Linked DNA regions of Homo sapiens: region 1 is linked to region 2. Evidence: read pairs that join two places in POLR2A ChIA-PET (ENCODE). Cell type or tissue: HCT116. All regions are shown on one strand. Each heading gives the region's core, and the rest is flanking DNA. Links, peaks and the distances in the headings are about the cores only. Region 1 overlaps CSPG4 (chondroitin sulfate proteoglycan 4). Region 2 holds the start of NEIL1 (nei like DNA glycosylase 1).

The links. Peaks named below come from ENCODE experiments on the same cell type or tissue, not always from the same donor. Only the 100,000 strongest peaks of a DNase experiment are listed, where the experiment ranks them.
Region 1: POLR2A ChIA-PET joins it to region 2 with 6 read pairs; 2 of 35 experiments call an interaction of 5 or more read pairs at or near these places.

The regions. Positions count from the first base shown.
Region 1 is chr15:75,672,162-75,683,585 of GRCh38, reverse strand. It overlaps CSPG4 (chondroitin sulfate proteoglycan 4), which reads left to right. Exons shown (of 10, transcript NM_001897.5): 6 at 545-743; 7 at 845-979; 8 at 1,127-1,293; 9 at 5,700-5,883; 10 at 6,202-9,264. The coding sequence ends at 8,036. Among named protein-coding and RNA genes, the nearest start is that of SNX33, 30 kb to the right of the region's middle. RefSeq lists enhancers at 285-1,129, 8,481-9,268. In HCT116, for the core only: no CTCF peak of the experiment used is centred there; no DNase peak of the experiment used is centred there.
Region 2 is chr15:75,341,202-75,349,222 of GRCh38, reverse strand. It overlaps NEIL1 (nei like DNA glycosylase 1), which reads right to left and starts at 2,184. Exons shown (of 10, transcript NM_024608.4): 1 at 1,750-2,184; 2 at 1-339. The coding sequence starts at 317. It also overlaps a transcript of COMMD4 not described here. RefSeq lists a silencer at 973-1,162 and an enhancer at 2,383-2,432. In HCT116, for the core only: no CTCF peak of the experiment used is centred there; DNase peaks (open chromatin) are centred at 1,622 and 2,222; H3K4me3 peaks cover 2,413 bases; H3K27ac peaks cover 2,574 bases.

The DNA of each region.
Region 1 (11,424 bases), core at 1,900-6,899, 330 kb before region 2:
CCCACGCTGATTCTGTGCTGCAGAACAGTGCCAACCATCAGCCCCCCACTCTCTGCGCCACGCACCCCTCCCTCAGCTGGAAGGAGGGCCCATTTCTAAAATCACCATTCCCACCTGTGCCCGGCCCCGGCCAGGCACACACGGAGGCTCTGAAAGGAGACCCCTGTCCCACCAGTGAGACAGATTAGGGAGCACTGTTGGTCAGCGCTGGGGGTTTCTGGGAGTGAGAACTTGGTGAGGGTAAGAGCTGGGGCCTTCCTGGGTAGGGGACATAAGCTGGCCTTGAGGGACACACAGGACTAGGGCAGATGGAGAGCAGGGAGGCTGGGCCTGGAGGGTGACCTTCCCTGGGGCCTTCCCTGGGGTGACAGGGAAGGTGAATGCGGGAGGCCCTTTGTGCAGGGGAGCCAGAGTGGCGCCAGCCTCGATGCCACCCGAGGGGCTGAGCCGCAGCAGGACTGGAGCCCTGGTGGCAGCCCAGGGCCGGGGAGGAAGGGGTGGGTGAGTGCGGCAAGGCAGAACCTTCACAGGCCTGTGTTCCCAGATGTGGGAGGGGGCCACTGCGCCCATCCCTGCGGAGGCTCTGAGGAGCACGGACGGCGACTCTGGGTCTGAGGATCTGGTCTACACCATCGAGCAGCCCAGCAACGGGCGGGTAGTGCTGCGGGGGGCGCCGGGCACTGAGGTGCGCAGCTTCACGCAGGCCCAGCTGGACGGCGGGCTCGTGCTGTTCTCACACAGAGGTGGGTGCTGAGGGCCGGGCCTCGGGTTCCTGCTGCCCACGGGGGTGCCCTGAGATGGGGAGCCGGCTCGGGCCAGCTGGACCCAATGCCCCTGTCCCCAGGAACCCTGGATGGAGGCTTCCGCTTCCGCCTCTCTGACGGCGAGCACACTTCCCCCGGACACTTCTTCCGAGTGACGGCCCAGAAGCAAGTGCTCCTCTCGCTGAAGGGCAGCCAGACACTGACTGTCTGCCCAGGTGGGTGTGCTGATCATGGGCATTCCTGGGTGCCAGGAGCTGGGGCGGAGCTGAGGGTGGCATGCCAGGGTCACGCTGCCTCTTTGCAAACACAGGCCTGGACCTGGCTCCCAGTCAAAATCTGATATCCCCTTTTGCCTCTGGCAGGGTCCGTCCAGCCACTCAGCAGTCAGACCCTCAGGGCCAGCTCCAGCGCAGGCACTGACCCCCAGCTCCTGCTCTACCGTGTGGTGCGGGGCCCCCAGCTAGGCCGGCTGTTCCACGCCCAGCAGGACAGCACAGGGGAGGCCCTGGTGAACTTCACTCAGGCAGAGGTAAGGGCCCAACTTTGCAGCCACCACTCAGATGCCCCCAGCCTCAGGTGGCCGCTGTGCCATGGACATCATGTGGACATGGATGCCAGCTCCAGCATCACTGGCAGCAGACGTTCCCGGGCCTGCCATTGTCCAGGCGCTAGTGTCCTGTCCTCCAGGAGCCGCCAGGCTGGCAGGGCAAGTTCATGTTCCCAGAAGGAGGGAGAAGGATGCAGAAAGTCGGGGATACAGGGCCCTAGAGCAGGGCTGGGGTCTTGGGGTATAGCTTCCAGAAGGAAGCTACAGCCGGACCCGAGGGTCTGGAGAGGGGGCACCATGTGGGGGCACTAGTGGTACCCCAGTAGCTGATGAGGGGCAGTGCTTGGTGGGGGATGGAGTTGGACGTGAAGCAGCGGCTGGGCCTGTGGGCAGAGGTGTGAGCCTGGGGCTCAGGTCAAGTGCCAGCCAGAGGCAGAGTGGATCCTAGGGGCAGATGAGCTGATGAAAGGCAGCTGAGTCAGCCAAGAGGGTGAAGCTGCTGTTCATCCGTCCTGGTGGCTTCAGAGACCACCAGGAAGAATTAGAGCTCTCAGCCATGGGTAGCAGCAGACTCTCTGTGATAACTGTGCCATGGGGGCCAGCCCAGTCATCACTTAAATGAACACCACTCGCTGAAGACAGAACAGGAGTTGTTCCATAGCAGGGCAGAGCGGGGCAGACTCTTCCATGGGCCATCCCAGGCAGGCGGCACATGTGATGCTCCCGCCAGGAGGCTGCATGGGCATCTGGACCCAGCACATGATGACAGTGAATTCTGGGTAGGGAGTGGTCTTGTGGGGCGCAGAGCTGACTCTCACTCAGGAGCCACAGCATATGGTACTGCCCCAAGTACCTCCTGAGGGGTCCCCCTGCCAGCCTTCAAAAAATGGCAGAGCCCACCCCAGCCCCCTTTCCTAGCTCGGCAGGGACTCCTGAGCCTGGCACTCTCCCTCCTGAGAGGTGCAGATGGTATTCAGCAAGTGCAAAGGCAAAGTCCCTGCCCAGCAAGTGGCTCAGATTTGGGCATCTGGAAGGAGGTGGCTTTGACAGGTGGAATGAAGTTTCTTGGGCTTCTCACATCAACACCTCCCAGTCCCAGGTTCTGTATTTCCCTGGCTCCCCACTCCTGCTATGGCCCCCTCCCCACAATGAGATATTTGTCAGGCTGGTGTCTGCAGCTGCTGCGTACCCTCAGTTGCTGGGAGCCTTTGTCAAGAATGCCCAGGAATGGAGAGGGCACGGGACCAGGCCATCAGCAACCCTCTTGCACTTTATAGTCCCACGTTACTCAGAGCTTCCCCGTGCCCCAGAAATATGAAGGACTAGACTGAATGGACACCAGGGGGTCAGGCTGGCAGTGCCACCCAGGAAAGCAGGGAAGAGGCTACGTGGGCTACCCTGGCCCACTCTGGGAGGAGGGCAGGACTGGGTATTGTCTTGACAGCAGCCCTGTCCCACAACACTAAACTGGGCAGGGAAGGGGTCAGGTGTCCCCATTTTTCAGATAAGGAAACAGGCTCGTGGAGGGCAGGTAACTTTATTCAGAGCACATGGCGAGTAAGAGGCAAAACTTCTGCCTGCGAGTCCAGGATTTCCTTCACTGGAGGACACTGCTTGCTCCCCAGAGCTCAAGACCCTGTTTTTTGTCTCACTCCCACCCACAGAGCTCCCGTACCCAGGCATCAGCTCCCACTCCCACTCCTGGGGGCTCCATTTCCTTCCTGCCCACCATTCAGCCTGGGCCAGAAGTTGCCACTGGCAACTCTAGTCCTGGGCCAGATCTGGCCCACAGACGTGTTTATTTGGCCTACAAAAAGCAGCTAATACTTTGAAGTTAATTGTCAACATATAACCTTTGGGAAATTAAACAAAAAACTTGATTCCCATTTTCTTAAAAGGCCTGTGTTCCCTCTTACAGCGAAAGCAGGGGAGCAGCCACTTCCTTTAGAACAGGTGCTAGCCCCTATTCAGATAGCTCGGCTCTCCTTCAGACTGGGCTCAGCTGCCCTTTAGCCCAGGCTCTGCTCCCCTTAGACCAGGCCCTGCCCCCACCTCAGACTGGGCCCTGCCTCCCCTTAGCCCGGCCCTGCTCTCCCTTAGCCCAGGCCCTGCCCCATCTTAGACGGGGCCCTGCTCCCCTTACTCCGGCCCCTGCTCCCCCTTACTCCGGGTTCTGCTCCTAGAGTCTTCACAGGTTAAGACCCTGTTAAGTTTCCATGTTACTATTGGGCAAGTCCTGTTTTTCTCTGAGAAGAAAATAGTTCCCAGTGTTTCCTAAAAGGGGAAAATAAGGCCGGGCGCGGTGGCTCACAGCTGTAATCCCAGCACTTTGGGAGGCCAAGGCGGGTGGATCACGAGGTCAAGAGATCGAAACTATCCTGGCTAACATGGTGAAACCCCATCTCTACTAAAATACAAAAAATGAGCTGGGCGTGGTGGCACGCATTTATAGTCCCAGCTACTCAGGAGGCTGAGGCAGGGGAATCGCTTGAACCCGGGAGGTGGAGGTGGAGGTTGCAGTGAGCCAAGATCGTGCCACTGCATTCCAGCCTGGGCGACAGAGCAAGACTCCGTCTCAAAAAAAAGGGTGGGTGGGGAGCAAAAGATAGGCCAAAAGAACACATTGTGATTGGAGGTGGAGAAAACCGTTTTTCTTCCTGGAGCGAAGAATATTCTTTGGTGTTGAACTGCAGGCAGCACCATAGAACAGCAGGTGTGTCTGGAGTGGAGGTGAGGGGAGTTGAGGTCGCAGGGGTGATATGGTCACAGCCAGGCCTTAGTGGTCAGATGGGGAGACACTGCACTATGTGAGCCAAAGAGCCCCATAATCTTCCCTTTCAAAAGGCTCACTCTGGCTGCTGTGTTAGGAACAAAATGTAATGGGCGGGGGACTGCAGCTGGGACACAGGAAGCTGTTACGATAATCCAGGTGAGAGATGCGGTGGTTTGAGGGAAAGAGAGGATGCAAGGGTGGTTCCAAGGGTGTGGCCTGAGCCCTTGAAAACGGAGCTATAGTCTCTGAAGCAGGATGACTGTAGGAGGTGGGGGCCGATCGGGAGTGCAGCCGGGGCAGGTTGAGTTTGAGGTGTCTATTAGATATCGGCAGAGGTAGCTGGAAACATGAGTCTGGGGTTCAGGGGAGAGCAGGCTAGGCTGGAGCTACAAATAAGGGGGTCTCAGCACAGCTGGCATTTGAGGCCAGGAGACTGAATAAGGACTCATGGAGAGTGCCTGTAGACAGAAAAGAGCCTGGAGACCTGGCCATAAGATGTTGGGGAGAAGAGGAGGACCAGCCAGGAGAGTCTGTGAGGTAGGAGGAACCCCAGAGTGAAGTATCCCAGAGCCTGTGGCTCTCTTGGAGGAAGGGTTGCTTGGCGGCACCAGTGCCACTGAGCAGTTAAGAGGAGGCTGAGAGCCGACCGCTGGATCCAACAACACGGAGGCCTCTGGTGCCCTTGGCAAAAGGAGATGTGGCGATGGGGGAGCAAAATCCTGGGTAGAGAGACCCAAGAATGCCTGGGGGAGAGCGTGGACTATGCTTTTTGAAGTTTTGCTGCAAAGAGAAGCAAAGGGGCAGGGGTGAAGCTGGTGGAAAATGTGAAGTCAAGAATAGTTTTTTCTGGCCAGGTGCAGTGCCTCCTGCCTGTAATCCTAGCACTCTGGGAGGCCGAGGCAAGTGGACCGCTTGAGCCCAGAAGTTCAAGACCAGCCTGGGCAACATAGTGAGACCCTGTCTCAACAAACAATAAAAAAAAATAGCTGGGTGTGGTGGCATGTGCCTGCAGTCCCCGCTACTTGGGAAGCTGAGGTGGGAGGATCGCTTGAGCCCTGGAGGTCGAGGCTGCAGTGAGCCATGATCACGCCACTGCAGTCCAGTCTGGGCAACAGAGCAAGACCCTGTCTCAAAATAATAATAATAATAATTAATTAAATAGCTTTAATGTAAGTGAGACAAAAGAATAGCATAGTTGCATAATGAAGGGAATGATGCATCTGGGGGGAACTGACACCATAGGAGAAAGCCAAGAGACAGTAGAAGTGGTGTCTTCAGAAGGCAAGAGGGGATAGGATCCTGTGCACAAGAGGAAGTACTCGCTTTAGAGAGCAGCACAGACAGATCATTGCATTCCCCAGAGGTCAGAGAAATTAGGCGATTTCCCCAGGGTGGCAGAGTTGGGGTTTGAGCCCAGGCTCCGGCTCCAGAGCCCAGCTCTGCACTGCATTGCCTGATGTGACCCAGTGAGTTAGTGAGGGAGACAGCGGGTCACACGCACAGACCTGGGCACACCCAGGAGAGCCCAGAGTGGGGCCTGAGGAGACAAAAGTGCTCAGTGTCTGGACAACACAGGCTGGACCTGCCTCTCACCCCACGATGGTGTCTCCCCTAGGTCTACGCTGGGAATATTCTGTATGAGCATGAGATGCCCCCCGAGCCCTTTTGGGAGGCCCATGATACCCTAGAGCTCCAGCTGTCCTCGCCGCCTGCCCGGGACGTGGCCGCCACCCTTGCTGTGGCTGTGTCTTTTGAGGCTGCCTGTCCCCAGCGCCCCAGCCACCTCTGGAAGAACAAAGGTGAACAGCATGATAAGCTGGCAAGATTGTGGGGAGGGACAATGGGAGAGGCCCAGGAGGAGGGGACACGAGGCCAGGGTCAGCAGCTCCTGTCTCAGCCCCCAGGACCTGGGAAGTCACAGGGAGGGTGAGTGGGGAAGCTTTGACATCACAGCGGGGACATAGTCCTTATCCTCCTGGGAACCCTGAGCCCCACCCTGGAGGACCTGGCTTGATGGTTGGGGGGAGGCACATCCTTGCCCTGAGGCACCCCCAGCTGAGGGTCCATCACTCTCCCCTCAGTGGGCTGGACCCTCATAGCCTATGTCCCACCCCCAGGTCTCTGGGTCCCCGAGGGCCAGCGGGCCAGGATCACCGTGGCTGCTCTGGATGCCTCCAATCTCTTGGCCAGCGTTCCATCACCCCAGCGCTCAGAGCATGATGTGCTCTTCCAGGTCACACAGTTCCCCAGCCGGGGCCAGCTGTTGGTGTCCGAGGAGCCCCTCCATGCTGGGCAGCCCCACTTCCTGCAGTCCCAGCTGGCTGCAGGGCAGCTAGTGTATGCCCACGGCGGTGGGGGCACCCAGCAGGATGGCTTCCACTTTCGTGCCCACCTCCAGGGGCCAGCAGGGGCCTCCGTGGCTGGACCCCAAACCTCAGAGGCCTTTGCCATCACGGTGAGGGATGTAAATGAGCGGCCCCCTCAGCCACAGGCCTCTGTCCCACTCCGGCTCACCCGAGGCTCTCGTGCCCCCATCTCCCGGGCCCAGCTGAGTGTGGTGGACCCAGACTCAGCTCCTGGGGAGATTGAGTACGAGGTCCAGCGGGCACCCCACAACGGCTTCCTCAGCCTGGTGGGTGGTGGCCTGGGGCCCGTGACCCGCTTCACGCAAGCCGATGTGGATTCAGGGCGGCTGGCCTTCGTGGCCAACGGGAGCAGCGTGGCAGGCATCTTCCAGCTGAGCATGTCTGATGGGGCCAGCCCACCCCTGCCCATGTCCCTGGCTGTGGACATCCTACCATCCGCCATCGAGGTGCAGCTGCGGGCACCCCTGGAGGTGCCCCAAGCTTTGGGGCGCTCCTCACTGAGCCAGCAGCAGCTCCGGGTGGTTTCAGATCGGGAGGAGCCAGAGGCAGCATACCGCCTCATCCAGGGACCCCAGTATGGGCATCTCCTGGTGGGCGGGCGGCCCACCTCGGCCTTCAGCCAATTCCAGATAGACCAGGGCGAGGTGGTCTTTGCCTTCACCAACTTCTCCTCCTCTCATGACCACTTCAGAGTCCTGGCACTGGCTAGGGGTGTCAATGCATCAGCCGTAGTGAACGTCACTGTGAGGGCTCTGCTGCATGTGTGGGCAGGTGGGCCATGGCCCCAGGGTGCCACCCTGCGCCTGGACCCCACCGTCCTAGATGCTGGCGAGCTGGCCAACCGCACAGGCAGTGTGCCGCGCTTCCGCCTCCTGGAGGGACCCCGGCATGGCCGCGTGGTCCGCGTGCCCCGAGCCAGGACGGAGCCCGGGGGCAGCCAGCTGGTGGAGCAGTTCACTCAGCAGGACCTTGAGGACGGGAGGCTGGGGCTGGAGGTGGGCAGGCCAGAGGGGAGGGCCCCCGGCCCCGCAGGTGACAGTCTCACTCTGGAGCTGTGGGCACAGGGCGTCCCGCCTGCTGTGGCCTCCCTGGACTTTGCCACTGAGCCTTACAATGCTGCCCGGCCCTACAGCGTGGCCCTGCTCAGTGTCCCCGAGGCCGCCCGGACGGAAGCAGGGAAGCCAGAGAGCAGCACCCCCACAGGCGAGCCAGGCCCCATGGCATCCAGCCCTGAGCCCGCTGTGGCCAAGGGAGGCTTCCTGAGCTTCCTTGAGGCCAACATGTTCAGCGTCATCATCCCCATGTGCCTGGTACTTCTGCTCCTGGCGCTCATCCTGCCCCTGCTCTTCTACCTCCGAAAACGCAACAAGACGGGCAAGCATGACGTCCAGGTCCTGACTGCCAAGCCCCGCAACGGCCTGGCTGGTGACACCGAGACCTTTCGCAAGGTGGAGCCAGGCCAGGCCATCCCGCTCACAGCTGTGCCTGGCCAGGGGCCCCCTCCAGGAGGCCAGCCTGACCCAGAGCTGCTGCAGTTCTGCCGGACACCCAACCCTGCCCTTAAGAATGGCCAGTACTGGGTGTGAGGCCTGGCCTGGGCCCAGATGCTGATCGGGCCAGGGACAGGCTTGCCCATGTCCCGGGCCCCATTGCTTCCATGCCTGGTGCTGTCTGAGTATCCCCAGAGCAAGAGAGACCTGGAGACACCAGGGGTGGAGGGTCCTGGGAGATAGTCCCAGGGGTCCGGGACAGAGTGGAGTCAAGAGCTGGAACCTCCCTCAGCTCACTCCGAGCCTGGAGAACTGCAGGGGCCAAGGTGGAGGCAGGCTTAAGTTCAGTCCTCCTGCCCTGGAGCTGGTTTGGGCTGTCAAAACCAGGGTAACCTCCTACATGGGTCATGACTCTGGGTCCTGGGTCTGTGACCTTGGGTAAGTCGCGCCTGACCCAGGCTGCTAAGAGGGCAAGGAGAAGGAAGTACCCTGGGGAGGGAAGGGACAGAGGAAGCTATTCCTGGCTTTTCCACTCCAACCCAGGCCACCCTTTGTCTCTGCCCCAGAGTTGAGAAAAAAACTTCCTCCCCTGGTTTTTTAGGGAGATGGTATCCCCTGGAGTAGAGGGCAAGAGGAGAGAGCGCCTCCAGTCTAGAAGGCATAAGCCAATAGGATAATATATTCAGGGTGCAGGGTGGGTAGGTTGCTCTGGGGATGGGTTTATTTAAGGGAGATTGCAAGGAAGCTATTTAACATGGTGCTGAGCTAGCCAGGACTGATGGAGCCCCTGGGGGTGTGGGATGGAGGAGGGTCTGCAGCCAGTTCATTCCCAGGGCCCCATCTTGATGGGCCAAGGGCTAAACATGCATGTGTCAGTGGCTTTGGAGCAGGTTAGGCTGGGGCTCATCGAGGGTCTCAGGCCGAGGCCACTGCGGTGCCAGTGCCCCCCTGAGGACTAGGGCAGGCAGCTGGGGGCACTTGGTTCCATGGAGCCTGGATAAACAGTGCTTTGGAGGCTCTGGACAGCTGTGTGGTGTTTGTGTCTTAACTATGCACTGGGCCCTTGTCTGCGTCGGCTTGCATACAGAGGGCCCCTGGGGTCGGCCCTCCGGCCTGGCCTCAGCCAGTGGGATGGACAGGGCCAGGCAGGCCTCTGAACTTCCACCTCCTGGGGCCTCCCAGACCTCCTGTGCCCCCACCTGTGTGGGCAGGTGGGCCAGTCTTCGGGTGATGGGACCAAACCCCTTCAGTTCAGTAGAGAAAGGCTAGGTCCTCTACAAAGAGCTGCAAGACAAAAATTAAAATAAATGCTCCCCACCCTAGATTTATTAGCCTGAGTTTCGACCTCCATACCCCTGTCCTTCCCCAGCCACCTCTCAAGGGGTTGCAGCAGCAAAGTGAAGGGAGTGGGGGGACTTGGGGATCCCAAGGCTGGGACATGGTACCAAGGGGGAGGGGGAGGAGAACCACCACAGGTGCCTCCTAGAAACTTTTACAAGGAAGGCTTCTGCTGGTGTCCACCCTCCCAACAGGAGGACCAAGTGTGCTGCTTCTCAAAGCCAGAGGAAGCAGCAAGGATTCAGAAAAGCCAGGCATCCCCGCACGTGGCCTGAGAGGCCAGCATTGGGTTACAGAGGGGTTCTGAGGCCGCGGCATCTCCAGAAGGCCCTCTCTGAGTTACTGAGTCACCACCCTCTAGACCTCTCTTGAGGGTGTCGCAGGGTTGGGGGCAATGGAGACAGATTCTGGGTCCCAGGGGATATGCCTGGCCCTGACAGTAGACTGAAGAGAGGAAGAGAAATGTGAGAGGCCTCTGAGTGCAGCCAGGGTCAGTGGGTGGGAAGCCCTGGCCAGCCTCTGGCAGCTGACCTGCATCTGGGGACCAGAGTCACCTCTTCCCTGCATCCCAACATCTGAAACATTTGAACCAGGAATGAGCAAGAGAAGTCTCCTCCCCACCCTGCCCCTGGACCGCCCCTCCTATGACGCCTCTCGCATCTCAGTGTCCAGCCTCCTAGGTCCTCCTCCACTCTGAGAGGCTTCGGGCAGGAGGCCAGGTACATCCTGCTGTTAGGGCCCCCAGAGGACCCAGGGGAGACTAAGAGTCAGGGAGGGGAAGAGGGCTGTCACACAGCAAGGCGCTTCTTGCCACACTGAAAAGCAGGACTCCCCAGGGAGGGTGACCAGGGCCCCAGAGATCCCTCTGCACCCTGAGCTCACCGTGCACAGGGCTCCGCGTGAGCCTGCTCCGTTCCTTCTACAAGCCTGGTCTCTCTGGCGCCCCAGGCCAGCCTGAGGCAGGGGCCTGGCCAAGGGTGTCTCTACACCACATCCCCTCCCAGGAGCTCAGGCTGGAGCCTCAGGGCCCTGATATCTGGAGCAAGTCTCTACCCAGGGTGACCAGTTTCCCTGGAAGTGTAAGCTGAGAAGAGGGTGAGAGACCCAGCAGGCAGGATCTGGCCTGGTCTCCGATTTCCCCCAGAGGACTGAGGACACACTCTGTTCACATAGCCTGGCCCGGCCTGCCCTGCCCCCAGGGAGCTGGCACCAGCTGACACCGTTCCAGCTCCTCTGAGCCCATGCAGGACAGTGGGCTGGCACCCAGGGCACTGTGCCAGCAGCTCTGCTAGGACCTGGGAGAGGGTCTTTCATGGGCACACCAGAGCTGAGAACCCAACCTAAACGTGGGACCTTGGTTTATGTAAATCCCTTTCCCCAGGGCTTAAGGGGCTTGTCTCCACTTTACAAAGTAACTCACCATCCCCCTCCTTTAAGGAGCCAGTTCCTCCCAGGCGCTGGAGATAACAGCCAACCCATGTGCAAGTGTTCAGGAATGTCTGGGAGCTCCTGACCCTCTCCACACAAACAAACATACACAAATCCATAATGTGCCTTTGTGCACGCCATTGTGTATATGAACACAGGCTCATGCATGACCTTCAGACACACAACACAGAGATAAATACCTACCTACCTAAGACACAAACGCATACGCGGGGGCACACACAAATTTCAGAAGTATATGCTCCTTACCTGGGGCCCCCTGCAGTCCCAGCTAGCCTAGTCGGGCAAAGGAGTCAGGATTTTCTGCCCATTAAGGCACTCAAGCTGACATCAGCAGAATTGCAAAGTGAGCCCACTGGTGGGGGAAGGGGACAGGGTAGGAGTTGCCAGAGGGGCCCAGATCCCCAGGACCCCAGCTTAGAAACCCTGCCCACCACCCTAAGTGGCTTAGTCTCTCAGGTGCTAGAGAAGGGGCTCCCTCTGAGCCCTTCCCTGCATCCTAGAAGCCAGTCCTTTAAGCAGATTGCTCTGGCAGCCAGGGAGCCCACTGAGCTTGCACACTCATCCCCCAATAGGAAGCCAGAGAAGTGCTTCTGCCACCCCACACCGACCTCCCCTGACCAATGAGAACTGCCAGGGCTGCTGGCATCTTCCTCCAGGCCCTGAAGATTCCAGATCTCAAAGAGGTGGAGGTTCTTCC
Region 2 (8,021 bases), core at 1-5,000:
GGCGGGGCCGTGTAAAAGCGCAGGTGGGCATGGCGTGGCAGCTCCTCGCGGGGCACCAGCTGAAAAGAGCCGGACATGCCGAAGCGGAAGACCAGGGCCAGTGGCTCCTGTTGGGGCTGGGCCCCAGGCAGAGGGCTCAGTATCAGGCGCAGCTCCTTGCCGCGGGCTGAAGCTGAGATGCGGTAGGCACTGCTCTCAAAGGGCACCTCAGGGTTGCGGCTGACAGAGGACTTCTCCACGCAGCCGCCGAACACCAGCGCCCTGCAGGCCTCATTCACAAACTGGCTGGCCAGGTGCAGCTCGGGGCCCTCAGGCATCCTGAGGGAGGGTGGCAGAGTCCTGTTGGGGAGGAAGGCAGCGGGTTGAGCCCGGTGTGGACTTTGTGAGGTAGCGGCTGTCAGCCCCATTTTTAGAGGAGAACTCGGAGGGTCAGATGGGCATGTGGCCAGCTGCGGCTGGCAGGAAAGTGCGGGCCTGGCCACGGCCCTCAATCCCCTACCCGGACAGGTGCCTGGAAAGCCCAGGGCGCTGGGAGCTGGGGCTGCAGAGGGAGCAGGACTCTGCCTTGCTGCTAACCGCTTCCTTCCATGGGCTTCCACCGCGTTTAGACGAAAGTCCCAATCCTTGCGGGGCCGCGGCTGCAGCCTTACTTCTTCCCGGCTCCCCTCACTCACGGATCTCATCTCCGCCTTGGCCCCTGCTGTCCCTCTGTCCCAGACACTTGAGGGAGACTTCCTGACCCCCCATCTGAGGGAGCACCCCCTCCGCACACGCTGTCTCTTTCTCCAGGCTCTCCCACCATCTGAAAGGGTCTTAGGATCGCGTGGCCGCCCCTCCCTGCGCCCCCCTCCCCCCACACTTAGGACCCGCCTGGATCTGGCCGCTCACCACCGAGGGAAAGAGCGAAGCTCGGCCTGGCGCGGGGGAGCGGCGGGAGCGGCCGAATCGGCCGCTTGGCCGCAGCGAGAACCGGGCCTGCCCCACGGACCGGACATCCCCGCGGCCGCCCCCGGGTCAGGGCAGGGGCCAGGACGAGGCGGGCGGGCTGCCGCCATGCGCTGGAGCCGCTCCCCATGGCTCCGCAGGAGGACGGCGGGCACCAGGAAGGGCTCCCCGAGCTCCTGCCCCGGGCCTGGGGGAGGGAAAGGGCCCGCGGCAGCGCCTGGTCCCTGGGGTGGGGGGTATCGACTCCTCACCTCCGCCCTCCCTGCTTTGCCACTTGCCTCTGTCCCCGGGCGGTTCGGAATCGGAGGCGAAGGTGTGCCTTAAGTGGAAGGGGGCACTTAGCGACGGCAGACGCCCGTACCTTGCCCCCTCCACACCTGGGAGCCGCCCCTGGCCTGGCACCCACAGGGCTCGTTTTGCGGGAGAACGTGAGGCTCCAAATCCTAGTTTTGGGGAGGAGCGGCGCTCTCGGGCCCGTCCTCCCCATGCCCCCGCTGCGACCCTGTCCTCGGTTAATCCTGACTCCCCTCCTCCTCAGGGCCCCCCAAAGCTCATCTTCTCCTTAGCCCTACAGCGCACCCCCCACAACCCGATCCTGCACGCCCCCTCCCCGGGAACCCGCACTCCGTTCCGCTCGTCGCCACTGCAGCCACTAAAGGGTTAACGCCAGAACGGGCGGTGCCCGGGAGCGCGCTGGGAGCCGCTGGGAGGTGTAGTCCCTCAGGGAAGCGGTCGCGATTCTTCGGGGTGGGGTCCCCGAGCTTGGGGGGTTCCAGGCTTTGGGGCAGGCTTCGGGGCAGTTACCTGGCTGGGAGGTGGCGGAAGAACCTGACTTCCCACTGCCTGGCGCCGGCGAGATGCGGGGGCAGGTCTGAGGCCCCGGGTCGCCGCTGTCTCTGCGGTTGGGGGAAGTCACCCAGCTAGCGTGGGACAGGGTCGGCACCCCCAGCAGGAAACAGCAGCGACGAGCCAGAGCGGAGTCGCCTGCAGCTGCGCGCAGGACGTGCACAGGTGCGCGGTACGCACAGGCCCTAGGGACCCGGTGGGGATCTTAAGCACCAACGAACAGTCAGACCTAACTCATAAACAAACATCATCACGGCCTGCCCTGTCAGAAGCGCAGCCAAGCAACAACAACAACAAAAAAAGGCGAGGAGGTAGACCCACTTGAGATGGTTCTGTTGCGGAGAGTCTCTGAAATCAGAAAGCGCCAGTCCGCAAAAACGAGGAAACCCGACGTGTCCGGCGGAAGGAACCGCCAGTACAAAGGCCCTGAGGCGAGAAAGAGATTGGTCACTGAAAGAACTCAAAGAAGTCCTGTGTGGCTGGAGTATAGCTGCGGGTTAGTGCTGGCAGGTGAAGACAGAGAAGCAAACCCAGGTCAGGTCCGGTTGGGCCTCGGGAGGGCCTCCGTGTGGAGTCTGCACTTCATTCTAAGTGTATACCTAACCCATCGCCACGATTTCCCCTCCTTCACACTACCCTGCTACGTCTCCTTATTAGGCGTAATAAAATTATGTGGCTTTGTAAGAAATTGGTTTTTAGAGATGCATGTTAAAGTATTGGGTATGAAATGTCATGATTTGTCTAATTTACTTTAAAATACTTCTGCCATAATAAATGAATAGAATTAACAACTTGATATTAGTTGACAATATCTAATAATATCTAAGTTATTAGAAATTAGTTAACAGTAACTTCTTTTTTTGAGACAGGGTCTCACTGTGTCACCCAGGCTGGAGTGCGGTGGTGAAATCTCGGCTCACTGCAGCCTCCACTTCCCGGGTTCAAGTGATTCTCCTGCCTCAGCCTCCCGAGTAACTGGGATTACAGGCGTGTGCCACATGCCTGGCTAATTTTCATATTTTTAGTAGAGATGAGGTTTCGCCTTGTTGGCCAGGCTGGTCTTGAACTCCTGACCTCAAGTAATCTGCCCGCCTCGGCCTCCCAAAGTGCTGGGATTACAGAAGTGAGCCACCATGCCCAGCCAACAGTAACTTCTTAATATCATCTAATAGCTAGTCCACATCCAGATTTCCCCAATTGTCCCAAATATATATATATATACACATATAGACAGGGTCTCACTCTGTCCCCCAGGCTACAATCATGGGTCATTGCAGCCTCCGACCTCCCGGGCTCAAGTGATCCTCAGCCTCAGCCTCCCAAGTAGCTGGGACTACAGGCACACACCACCACGCCTGGCTAATTCATGTTTTGTAAGGATGTGGTCTCACTATGTTGCCTGGGCCAGCCTCAAACTCCTGGGCTCAAGCCATCCCCCGACCTCGGGGTCCCAAAGTGTTGGGATTACAGGCGTGAGCCACCGCGCCTGGCTGGATTATATCTTTTTAATAATTTTAAATCTAGATGAAACCACCTTCCCTCTCCCACCCACTTCATCCCCTTCTTTTATCTTCATGATACCTTTCTGAAGAGTCTCAGCCAGTTGTTGTTTGAGATAGATGCTGCATCACATTCTCAATTTGTCTGAATGTATCCTCAGGGTGTCACTGATATTGTCACAGAGATTGGTCCTCTATCTGTGGTTCATCCTGCATGCTGGGAATTAGATCTAAAGGCTTGATTATATAAATATTCAGGGATACTTCCTAGGTGCTGCTCTGTACTTCGTTGTTTTTTGTTTTGTTTTGTTTTATTTGAGATGGAGTCTTGCTCTGTCACCCAGACTGGAGTGCAGTGGCACGATCTTGGCTCACTGCAACCTCTGCCTCCCAGGTTCAAGTGATTCTCTTGCCTCAGCCTCCTGAGTAGCTGAGACTACAGGCATATGCCACCACTCCCAGCTGATTTTTGTATTTTTAGTAGAGACGGGGTTTCACCATGTTGGCCAGGCTGGTCTCAAACTCCTGACCTCAGGTGATCTGCCTGCCTCGGCCTCCCAAAGTGCTGGGATTACAGGGATAAGCCACTACGCCTGGCCACTGCTCTGTACTTTGAATTGCATCATATCAGGAGGCACCCAATATCTCATTGTCCCACTTTATTGGGAGCTGAAACTGATCAAGACAGGGGCTGTGGCAGCCAGACCTCTGCATTAGAAAACATATGGTTCATACCTTGTGAACACCAAATAATCTATGGAGTAATTTCTTTGTTGTTCTCTTGTTTAAATAAAGGTATAATTTACATATAGTAAAATTTACCCCTTTCAGACTGCAATATTTGACAAACACATAGTCATGTAACTGCCACCCCAATGAAGAGATAACACACATTGAAGCATTATTCCCAAGATGTGGAAACAACCAACCGATACATGGATTTTTTAAAATGTGATATATAATAGGCTGGGCATGGTGGCTCATGCATGTAATCTCAGCCCTTTGGGAGGCCAAGACAGGAGGACTGCTTGAGCCCACGAGTTCAAGACCAGCCTGGTCAACATAGGGAGATTCCATCTCTATATAAGAAAAGAATTAGCATAGTGGTATGCATCTGTAGTCCCAGCTACTCCAGAGGCTGTGGTTGGAGGACTGCTTGAGCCTGGGAGTCAGAGGCTACAGTGAACTGTGATCATGCTGCTGCACTCTAGCCTGGATGACAGAGTGAAACCTTATCCCCATCCCTGCCCCCCTAAAAAAAATGTGGTATATGATGGAATATTATTCAGCCTTTAAAAAAAGGAAATACTGCCACATGCAACAACATGGGTAACCTCGAAGACATTGCACTAAATAAGTTGGTCACAGAAGGACAAATACTTAGGCTGGACACAGTGGCTCACGCTTATAATCCCGACACTTTGGGAGGCCAAGGCGGGTGGATCACGAGGTCAGGAGATCGAGATCATCCTGGCCAACATGGTGAAACCCCGTCTCTAATAAAAATACAAAAATTATCCAGGTGTGGTGGCGGGCACCTGTAGTCCCAGCTACTTGGGAGGCTGAGGCAGGAGAATTGCTTGCACCCAGGAGGCAGAGGTTGCAGTGAGCTGAGATCGTGCCACTGCACTCCAGCCTGGCAACAGAGCGAGACTCTGTCTCATAAAACAAACAAGCAAAAAAACCCCAGAAAGACAAATACTTCATGGTTCCACTTATATCAGGTACCTAAACAGTTAAACACACAGAAGCAGCAAGTAGAATGGTGGTTGCCAGGAGCTGCCGGGAAGGAGGAAATGGGTAGTTGCTATTCAATGAATATAAAGTTTTGGGTTTTTGGCCAGGCGCAGTGGCTGATGCCTGAAATCCCAACACTATGGGAGGCCGAGGGGGGAGTGAATCACTTGAGGCCAGGAGTTCAAGACCAGCCTGGCCAACATGGTGAAACCCCGTCTTTACTAAAAATACGAAAGTTCGCTTTGAGATCCTGTCTCAAAAGAAAATAAAGTTTTAGGTTTTTATTGTTGTTTTTGAGACAGGTCTCACTCTGTTGCCCAGGCTAGAGAACGATGGTGCAATCTCGGCTCACTGCAGCCTCGACCTCCCAGTAGCTGGGATTACAGGTGGGGGCCACCATGCCTAATTTTTTGTATTTTTAGTAGAGACAGGGTTTTACCACGTTGCCAAGACTAGTCTCAAACTCCTGACCTCAAGCGATCCACCTGCCTTGGCCTCCCAGAGTATTGGGATTACAGGCGTGAGCCACCGTGTCCAGCCTCAAAGTGATTTTCTAATTGTCATTCTTAATATATTTGATAGAATCCATCTGTCAAGTATAGCTTTACCTCATTGACCAGGGCTATTTGGTTATCCTGACTAAAAAGACAGGATAACCTCTTTTTTATTTTTTTTGAGACAGGATCTCACTCTGTCACTCAAGGCTGGAGTGCAGTGGTATGATCATGGTTCACTGCAACCTCGAACTCCTGAGCTCAGGTGATCCTCCAACGTCAGCCTCCTGAGTAGCTGGGACAATGGTGCATACCACCACACCTAATTTTTGTATTTTTTTGTAGAGATGGGGTTTTGCCATGTTGCCAAGGATAGTCTCCTTGTGATTTTTTTATCACTTTGTTTATTCCCAGTTTTCATTTTTGCTTCTTCTTGCCCAACTGTGGCTGGTGGAGCATTTTTTAGAATACCAGTTTGACTTATCTATAGTTTTATTTTTAATTGACAAATAATAATTGTATAAATTTATGGAGTACAGTGTGATGTTTTGTTACATGCATATATTGTGGAATGATCAAATCGGCTGGGCACGGTGGCTCATGCCTGTAATCCCAGCACTGTGGGAGGCCGAGGCAGACGGATCACCTGAGGTCAGAAGTTTAAAACCAGCCTGGCCAACATAGTGAAACCCAGTCTCTACAAAAAATACAAAAAATTAGCCAGGGGTGGTGGTGCATGCCTGTAGTCCCAGCTACTACAGAGGCTGAGGCAGGAGAATCACTTGAACTCGGGAGGCGGAGGTTGCAGTGAGCCAAGATCACGCCACTGCACTCCAGCCTAGGCAACAGAGTGAGACTCTGTCTCAAGAAAACAAAAAACACAAAAAAAGATCAAATCAGGCTAATTAGGATATCCATTACCTCAAATATTTATTTCTTTGTGATGAGAACATTTAAAACCCTCTTTTAGCTATTTTGAAGTATACATCATTATTAACTGGTCACCACGCTGGGCAATAAATCACCAGAATGTACTCCTCCTAACTGGAACTTTGTACCTTTTGACCGGTGTCTCCCCTTTTCCCCACAACCCACCCTCTCTCTCCTCCAGCCTCTGCTAACCACCATTCTACTGTCGACTTCTATGAATTTAACTTTTTTTTTTTGAGACAGGGTCTCACTGTCACCCAGGCTGGAGTGCAGGGGCACTATCATGGTTCACTGCAGCCTTGACCGCCCTGGCTCAAGCAATCCTCCCACCTCAACCTCCCAAGTGCTGGAACCACAGGCATGTGCCACTGCACCCGGCTAATTTTTTTACTTTTTGTAGAGACAGGTTTGCCATGTTGCCCAGCCTGGTCTCGAACTCCTGGGCTTAAGTGATCCTCCCACCTTGGCTTCCCAAAGTGCTGGGATTACAGGCGTGAGCCACTGCCCCAGGCCCTTTTTTCAACTCCAGGCATAAGTGAGGTGACGAGGTATTTGTCTCTCTGTGCCTGGCTTATTTCACTTAGCATCATGTCGTCTAGGTTCATCCAAGTCACAAATGACAGAACCTTCTGCTTTTTAAGGGCTGAAAAATATTCCAATGTGTGTATATATACATTTTTTTTTTTTTTTTTTTTTTTTTTTTGAGACAGGGTCTCAGCTCTGTTATCCAGGCTGGAGTGCAGAGGTATGATCACAGCTCACTGCAGCCTCAAACCCCTGGGCTCAAGCGATTGATCCTCCTGCCTCAGCCTTCTGAGTAGCTGAGACTATAAGCACGCACCACCATGATCGGCTAATTTTTTATTTTTTTGGAGAAACTGAGTCTCCCTGTGTTGCTCAGGCCAGTTGCAAGGTCTAAAGCAATTGTCCCACCTCCCAAAGTGCTGGGATTACAGGCATGGGCCACTGCACCTGGCCTTTAGTGATTATTTTTTTGAATACTTTTTCCATTCCACTCTCTTCCTCCTTACCTTCTGAGACCCTAATCATGAATGTTAGCACTTTTGTATAGTTCTACAGATCTGTGATGATCAGTTTTGTGTAACCTGACTGGGCCATGGGGTCCAGATTCCAGGAATTTCTCTCTGTGGAGCCTCAGGTCCTGAGGATCCCAGCCAGGCTAGGGTGCCTTCTCTCCATCGCTCGGAGTCTTTTTGTTTGTTTTATATGTAACATCCAGGGTTGTTAACTGTACTTAGTGGGAGGAATAGGGAAAACACCTACTTCATTTTTTCAGAAGCAGAAGTCAGGAGTGGAGTCAGTAAGTATCTCTTTTGATGTTCAAATTGTCCCATCTTTGGCCAGTGGAACAAGCCATTATTCTTCGATAGGTTCCTTAAGATACTCCAGGCGAGTCCTCCTTGTACCCTCCATGTGCCAACCCTGGCATCAGCCTTTTCTACAAGGAGCCCTGGCTGGTCTGGGCCAGTCCTGGAAGCCCATCTGCCTTAGTCTTCTCGAGCTGCTATAACAATGCCACAGACTAGTGGCTTACACCATAGAGATTTCT